Linked DNA regions of Mus musculus: region 1 is linked to region 2. Evidence: chromatin contacts called from ENCODE POLR2A ChIA-PET data. All regions are on one chromosome and are shown on one strand. Each heading gives the region's core, a stretch centred on a gene start or an enhancer-like site at or near the end of the contact. The rest is flanking DNA. Distances are from core to core; before and after follow the strand shown.

Region 1 (4,145 bases), core at 1,014-3,513, 100 kb before region 2:
CCTGAAGGTTCACTGGCTGTTAAAAGTATAATGTAGATCCTTCCAGATGCATAAAAGCACACTGTAGTTTTTGCTTTTATTGGGAACAACTTGAAAGTAATAGTTGTTTTTTTTTTCTTAAAGTGGCATTCTGTATATCAGTCCCTCCCCATCAGGGTGGACAGGGCAGGTCTACCTTGCTCTTACTACTGCTGTGTCACGATCTGTGGTAAGGACAGACATTGTTTGCTAGATGATATTCATAATATAACACTTAGTGTTATGTGACTAAGTGTTATATTCATAATATAACACTTAGATTATGTGACAACCCTACCTTTGTCACAGTGTCTCAGAAAGCATCCTTGTTCAAGGACCACAGACACACAAGTGTCACAAGAACCCAATGTGGGAAGTGGTGGCACTTGATCCTTGGCTTTTGACTAATATAAATACAAACCCCAATGCTGTCAGGAGCCCCAGTCCCAGAGGTTAAGCCTCTGTCTCACTTTGGTCCTTACCTTGTTAAGGCCCCAGTGAAATGGTGGTTCCAATGAAGTGGCAGCTTTAGCTTCTGTTTTCCTCTAGTGAAAACTCCCACAGCACTGGCGGAGAAAGGAAAGGCCAGTGTTCCCATCCGTGTGCTCATGCGCAGACCGGCTCTTAGGTCCTCTGGTGATCCCCGCTCAAGGAATAGTGCCCTGGACAGTGTCTGAGTCTTCCCATGGCAATTCACCTTCACAATCCCTCACAGATGTGCCCAGAGGCTGACCTAATCTAGATAATCCTCACAGGCACGCTCAGGGGCTTATTTTCTAAGTGACTCTGAATCCTGTCAAGTTGACAGTCAATGTTAGCCATCATGTCACATCAGAATAAAGTGGTAACTCACAGTGCTTCACCCTTTAAAGAGAAAGGGAACAGTGGGCTCTCCTGATGGTCAGGCATAGCAGCTATCATGGAGAGGATGGTGGGAAGCACTTCCACTCACAGTGGAGAGCCTTGATGGGCTTCAGTGGAGGCCTGGCTTGCTGTTCTTGGTATAGTCTAGCGCAGGTAATCAGCTGTGCAGCCACAGATTTGTGGCTCATCAGTGTGAAGATTTGTGCCCATCTTTCTGCTCCCATTGCTAACCATATTACCTCATCCAAACTACCCTTCTGGATCAATGACTAGACCGTTCCACTGACTCATGTGCTGGTCCTTGGGCTAGGAGATCAAGGCCACATAATATAAAGCTTAAAATATCAAGAATGTCAAAAGCGGTGCCAAGGTGGACTTTCAGAGGCATCCCAGAAGACAGCAGAATAATGAGCAGTCTCTTTGCAGGCTGGTCATGTGTCTCTGCAGAGAGCATCCTGCTAAACCCTCATCAGGAAACTCCTGTTAGGATTTCTGCAGGAGCGACATGGAGAAACACCTGATAATGGTCTCTGTGCTGGCTAGTTTTTTAGGCCAACTCCAACACAAGGTAGAGTTATTTTGAAAGAGGGAGCCTCAACTGAGAAAGTGCTCCCACCAGATTGGCCTGTGGAGAAGCCTGTGGGGGATTGCCAGGTGGGAGAGCCCAGTTCACTGTGGGTAGTGCCAGACACGGGCTGGTGGTCCTGGGTGCTCTAAGAAAGCAGGCTTAGCAAGCCATAGGGAGCGAGCCAGAAAGCAACATTTCTCCATGGCTTCTGCTCCAGTTCCTGCCTCCAGGTTCCTGACCTGTGCTCTTGCCCCGACTTCCCTCCATGATGGATTTATAAGCTATAAAATGAAATAATCCCCCTTTCCAGGGGATGCTTTCACGGTGCTTTATCACAGTAATAGAAAAGTAACTAAGACAGTTTCTTTCCCAGAATAAACAAAGTACACTTCCGGCTGTCAATTTCGTCTCTTTTTTTTTTTTTTTTTTTTTTGACACCCTGTAACTCAATGACAGCTCTTGAGGATCGATATGGTCCAGTGACAGTGAATTGATTGTTCCAGCAGAGATTTTTAATGAGATTGTTCACACCATTCAGGAGCCGCCATCTCCAGCCGATCCCAGTGACAATGGTAGGGACCCTGTGAATAGAGAAAGCGAAGCAACCTTCCTGCTCATTTCTTTTTGAAAGCACCAAGCCCTAGCAGCCAGGCCTTCTTGTTAATTAGTTGTTAATTATTGGGACAGCTCGTGAAATGGGTTTTAAAGAGCTGGCCTGGTGGCAAAGAAAAGAACCTATCACAAGAGACTGAATTGAAGTGCAAGAAAGGGAGAGAAAAGCTTTTACGTAGTTGACTGGCACCAAGGAAATTCTAGCAACATATCTTTGGGGTGCAAGACGGGAGGTCTTGTAGAAATGCATACAGGATACTGGAACACACGAATTAACAGAAATTCACCATCCTCCTCCTCTATTTTTTTCTAGACTAGAAGACACATGGAACAGAGCAGAGGTGACCTACGTAAGGTCACACTTCTGGCTGGTGTCCTAAGATTCAACCGAATGCAGAGAACTCACTACCATCAGGTCCCGTGAAGGTGAGTGTTGGCCATTTGGCTTGAGTTGTCTATGAATACAGGCTTCTGGCCCACTTATTTTTATTCACCCTCAAGGAGGGCTATGACAGAAATAGGTCAAAGCCACACATTGCCAGATTTAGAAATCTCATGCACCACTATGGCCAAATTCAATGATTACTGATATGTTAAAATTAATGCCTTTAAACTCCTGATAGTGTGTGAATAATTGTGCCATTTGTTCCCCACTCTTGTGGAAAGTTAACTCATTACATGTGTACATTTAGAATGTTAGTTTCTATAACTATCTTGGCATTTAAGTGCATTTTTAATGTTTCTACATTTATTTATTTATTTATTTATTTATTTATTTATTTATTTATTTGTGTGATTGGTGTGTGTGTGTGTGTGTGTGTGTGAGCATACTTTTGGACATGTGCATCACAGTATACATGTGACCATCAGAGGACAACTCATGTGAATCATTTCTCCTGTTTCTACTATACGTGGGGCCTGGGAAATGAATTCAGGTTATCAGAGTTGGTGGTTAGCACCTTTACCTGCAGAGCCAATCTATCTCGTCAGCTTGAAATAGATTTTAGGAAATAAACATGTTTTTCTGAAGGTTCAAAATATACAAAACAAGTGGCTGAGCTTTTTTTGACACCTCTGAGCCGCCTGGTTGGGAGACTATCACATTAATAAGTGATAAAAGCTCACTGAGAATCAAGGCATGGTTTTCTTTAGGCAGAGTACTCTGGGTTTCAGAGTTGTAGAGTTGGCATGATGGACCCATCCATCAAGGGCAAGCAGAGGCTAACTACACACAAGCTACTCTCGGAAATAAACGCTTAGACAATGCCGTTACTGTTTTTATTCTCTGTATTACCCATGCCTATCTCTTCGGGTAGCTCCGTTATAGAACTTCAAACATAGCTCATCCAATCATCTTTTAACTTAAAAAATAAATAAATAAAAACTTGGGGTAAAGATCTCAAGTGCATCTTTATTCTCTGCTGAAAAGCTGCTAAATACAGGAAATAAAATACGAAGTCACCGTAACCGGAAGCTCTGCACTGAACACGAGCGGTGAAAGGGGAGATGGGTGGGTGTTATTCTTTAGGGATGCTCTCTGTCCCGCTCCAGTAGCTCTTTGAATGGTGCTGGGCGTGTCTACCTGAGCACTGTAAGGCAAGGATTTCTTGTCTTATTTCTCTTCCAAGACGTGCTGAATGCCCTCCACGGCTCTCCAACTTGAGATGCGTGAGGATCATCTTATGAACGGACATAGAATGTACAAGCCCCTCAGCCGACTCGGAGTTTCTGACTCACTGAGAGCCCTGGACTGGGCAAGTCTGACAAGCGCTTGACTTTTGTTGCAGGCCTGGGTCCCATGTTCTCATCTCTCTAAGCAGTTGCTTTCATCCCTCCCTTTGGATGGTTTAATTATGAGATGTAGTAATGCAGGTCCCTTTTCAACCCTCCTACCTTTCAGGGTCTGCCCCCTTATCTCTGACAGAGAAGATAGAAGGTAGCTAGGAGAAAACTAAAACTAAACAAAACAACCCCCCCACCCCCACTTCCCGTTCAGCTCTGCCCAGCAGAGGGACCTCTCTCCTAGGCACTCTTACAGCACCCATTATTATTCGTTCGTTAGGAGAAAGCATAGGCCAATTGG
Region 2 (4,141 bases), core at 241-2,740:
TACTCACTGAAAAGGCCAATGGAAAACCAGAAAATTGTATCAGTTAAAGTAGGCAAGGGATTCAACTCATCACCACCGTTTCCTTTTTTCTCCAATTTAGATTTTCCTTCTCAGTCTCACCTTAAGGTCTATCTGATCTTGTTACAGCCAGGCTTAATGGCCGTAGGAGTCTAAGACCCAGCTACATATTTTTCCCCATCACGTAACAACATTCTTGAGAGGCGGAGGAGGCTGAGGAGATGGTTGCACACATACATTCCTTGCTATGCAGCATTAGGATTGAGTTTACCGTTCCAGTATCCATGCAAAAGCGAGGTATGGCCGCACACATTTGGAATCCAAGCTCTGTTGAAGCAGAGACACCCAGAGATGGGGGTATCCTAGGGCTCGCTAGCCAGACAGCCTAGCTGGGTCAGGGAGCCCCAGGATCAGTGTGAGACCTTGTTTCAAAAAATAAGGTAGAGGGCAACTAAGGAAAGCCCCTGACATCAACCTTTGGCCTCCACACACTCCAGAATGAGTACACACACACACACACACACACACACACACAATTTTTTTTTTTGTTATTGTAGTTAATATCCCAGAAGGCGTCTTGAAACCATGGTGATAGTAACAGTTGCACAACTGTAATCCCTGCACTTGGGAGGCTGAGACAAGAGGATGCCAAGTTCAAAGCCAGCTGCTTCCATAGGGGGAATCTGTCTGATAACAAAACAACAACACACACACCACTACCACCACACACACACATACAGAGTTACTGGCTCATTTGATTGCTGTTACTGTTGCTGTTTGCACGCAGCATCTCTCCTGTGAGTGAGTGAGGTGAATCTGGACCCTGACCTGGCCACCCTTACTTTCAGAGCTCTGAGCAGGTCTGTAGCAGATCCCAATTTGCAAGGCTGGTGAAGGAACAGAGGGTAAGAAGTGATTCCTGCGTCTGCCCTTTGCCCCCTCCGAGGTCACATTGCTTAATGAATCTAGCTGAAAAAAAAAAAAAAACAGTTGAGTGTTGGGAGAGTCGCAGCATCCATGTGTCTTCATAAAGTACCTGTCTCTATACAACAGGCCACTTTCTTCTAATAAAAAGCTCATAAGACAGGCAACTGGACGTGTGGATCTCCAAGCTTACAGAATGAACTCGAACTTGAAAGAGATCCAGCCCATAACGACATTTATTATTTTTAGAGCATTACCTAGTCATTTTGATTAATTCTCTTAGAGTACTTTTCCCTCAAGCTCCCTAGGGGGAGGAGGGTGTGTTGGGGGGAGGGGGGAGGTCTAACGAGACTGTAAAAATACAAATTTAACCTCGGTGAGGAGTTGACATGTTTAGAACTGTAACATGGCAAATCATTGTGAAATCTTCTAATGGGTGCCCGTCCCCTGCCAAACAAGCCCAGCACCCAAAGCACACAAAGAAATCATTGAAAGACACTGGACCGTGTCCAAAAGGCCAGGGCTAATGTTTCACCTAATCTCCCTCCTGGTCTCTCCTGCCTACTGCCGGCCCCACCCACAGGATCCGCACTGGAGAGCTCCCCGCAGCTGCTCCGGGGCATTTACACCCTCTCACCCCACAGCAGCAGGAGGAAAACCATTATGAAGCCAGCAATATAAAAGGGGAAAGATGCGTGGAGGGGGGAGGTGGGAGCTGATGGAGGCAGCGCCTGTTTTCTGGCAGGGTTGCTATGCTTGGGGTGGGGCCAGGAAGAAGGCCCAAATGGGGCCAGAGGTGACCCTGGTTCACGTTTCCTAGGACACTGCAACTTAGGGTAGAAGTGCCTAGGAGCTGGTAACAACAGGGCTTGTTTTTTGTTTTGTTAAGTTCAATTTGTTTCCAACTCTTCTTATCTTGGCTCTGTCTTGGGCATCACAGACTCCAGAGCTTTGCAGGCACAGGGTGGGGTAGGGTGGGGCTGAGTCATTCTTTCTTTCTTTTCTCTTAAAGGGATAGGACTAGGGACGCCTCTTTGAATGCCTGTGGTTTGCTCAGATGTGATGGCAGTCCTTAGTAAAATACTCCGACCAGGCAAGAGTTCTTTTTTCTCTTTGAGGGAGGCTTTCACAGAGATGGCCACCAACAAATTCTAAGGGCAGAAAGGATGTTTGCTGGGAGGACTTTGGACCTGTAAGATAACCCTGATGTTAATCATTATTTCAGCTGGCCAGAGCTGGCCTTGAACTTCTGGACTTGCTAAGTTGAATATGAAGAAATAAATCCAGTCCGGTTGGTTGTAGTGGATGTTTTTAATTCCAGCACTCAGAGGCCGAGGCAGGCTGATCTCTGCAAATTCCAGGACAGCCAGAGCTACACAAAGAAACCCTGTCTTGAAAAGCCAAAAATAAAAAAAAAAATAAAATAAAATAAAATAAAGAAATAGATCCCTTTTAAAAATGAGCATTGATGTAAATGTGAACCTCAGGATTTGTCAAAATTTGTCTGGGAAAAGTATTATGCTTAATATAGGGGCTGTCCAGGTTTGGGAGTCACAGGCCCAGCTGGAATCTCAGCTCCATCATTTCCAGGCCTGTGGCTGTGGCCCATATCTACAGCCTCAGTTCCCCATCTCTAGTAAGGGCAGTGATAGCCTCTGGCTCCCCAAGAGTTCCTTCAGCTGCTCCGGCATCTCAACAGATGTGTATGGCTTGTGCACCCTCCTCCAATCCACAGAGGACATGTGCGCTTCAGCCAGCAAGGAACAAAGGAAAAAAAGTTCAGCCCCTTCCTTGCAGCTTTGTATGGATCGAGAAGTAGCTTCAAACACACAGGACCCAGACACCCTAAGGCTCTTTCTCTTGTTTACTTATTTTTTTATTTTATTTTTCCATTCCATAGCCCTCACTGTGTGATAAGCGCCTTCTGAGCGCTTGACAGAGGTTGACTCCGCCCACCTTTCACCAGTTGCCTATGAAATGCACAGTCTGGGGATTCTTGTTTTGCAGGGGAGGAAACAAACACAGCTTATGGTCCAGGGACATGGCACAAGGGTCTCACCAGTCAAGACTTGAACCCAGGCAACCTAAGCCCTTGTCTTTGTGGGGATTGTGGGCAACTGTTTATTTGGTGAGGGCAACCAAAGGTCTCTCTGTATGAGATACCCAGGCTAGCTCTGCACAGCCTAGAAAATATTATTACTGAAGTTGTCAAAGTCTTCACTGATAAACATTCATAGCCAGAACCTCGGACCAGAAGGACCAGATGAGGTCAGCGGAACAGAGAAGCTGGTTCCCAGCCCTGTGGCTCGCTGCCCATCGCTCCACTCCCACCAGGAGGCGGCTGCAGCCTCTTCTCTGGTCTCCCCCTCAGCCTTTTGGCTCAGTTGACTGTGAATTTGCTGATGGTTGCAGCCTGAGTAGGTGGAGGGTGGCGGGAAGGAGAAAACATCGAAGGAGTCAAGGATAAAGGAAACAACTGGTTTTTAAATTCCAGTGGTTATAAAATCAGTAGCTGGCCATGGCAGACATTGCAAAAGTGGCAGATTTCGATCCTGTTTCCCAGACTCTGTCTCCCCATCCACTTTCCAGCTAGGTATGGTCAGTCACAGGACCCAAATCAGGCCTTTTGTCCTTTCCCTCCACCCCACCCCACCTCCTAGCAGTCCTTCTTGTCCACTTCTTTCTTTGAATGTATGTGCAGTACTTGGTCATGCAGGGGTTAAAGACATATATAATAATAGGGGTGTAGGGATAAAAACGAAAATATGGCTAAGATCAAATGCAATGTGATAACAGGGGTGCAGGGATTCGATACAGATGTGATGACTGGGGTGCAGGGATTCGATACAGATGTGATGACTGGGGTGTAGGGATTCGATACAGATGTGATAACGGGTGCAGAAGCTGCCACATGTAAACCATGAAGGAAGAGCCAGGAAGCTCTCAGGCATCAGCTCTACAGTGCTGAGCTGTTGTGCCACGTGAGTTCAGAGTTTTGCTGTTTTCAGCTTAGGATGATCCTGTCATCAATACTCATAGAAAAGTCACGAGAAACAGGAAAAACAAGACGGGGGGGGGGGCGGGGGGGATATCACCTGTGATCCTATTACCCAGATGTTATTTCAAAATATATTTTTTCCATTTCCCCTCTTCTAATGTTTTTCAAAAATACAGAACAGAAGGTCCATTGGCAACTGAC

The links. ChIA-PET counts read pairs that join two places held with the same protein, here RNA polymerase II (POLR2A).
Region 1: POLR2A ChIA-PET joins it to region 2 with 30 read pairs in Patski. The contact joins the promoter of C030018K13Rik here to the enhancer-like site in region 2. POLR2A ChIA-PET finds 5 or more read pairs at or near these places in 2 of 5 experiments (Patski and embryonic stem cell).

What each region holds. Positions count from the first base shown.
Region 1 is chr5:64,474,745-64,478,889 of GRCm38, forward strand. C030018K13Rik (RIKEN cDNA C030018K13 gene) reads left to right here and starts at 2,264. Exons shown (of 2, transcript NR_045413.1): 1 at 2,264-2,488.
Region 2 is chr5:64,578,366-64,582,506 of GRCm38, forward strand. No RefSeq gene overlaps it. Among named protein-coding and RNA genes, the nearest start is that of Gm3716, 30 kb to the right of the region's middle. Within about 2 kb of position 1,491, at least 1 of the 3 ENCODE cell types and tissues checked has a DNase peak (open chromatin) inside an H3K27ac peak, as active enhancers do.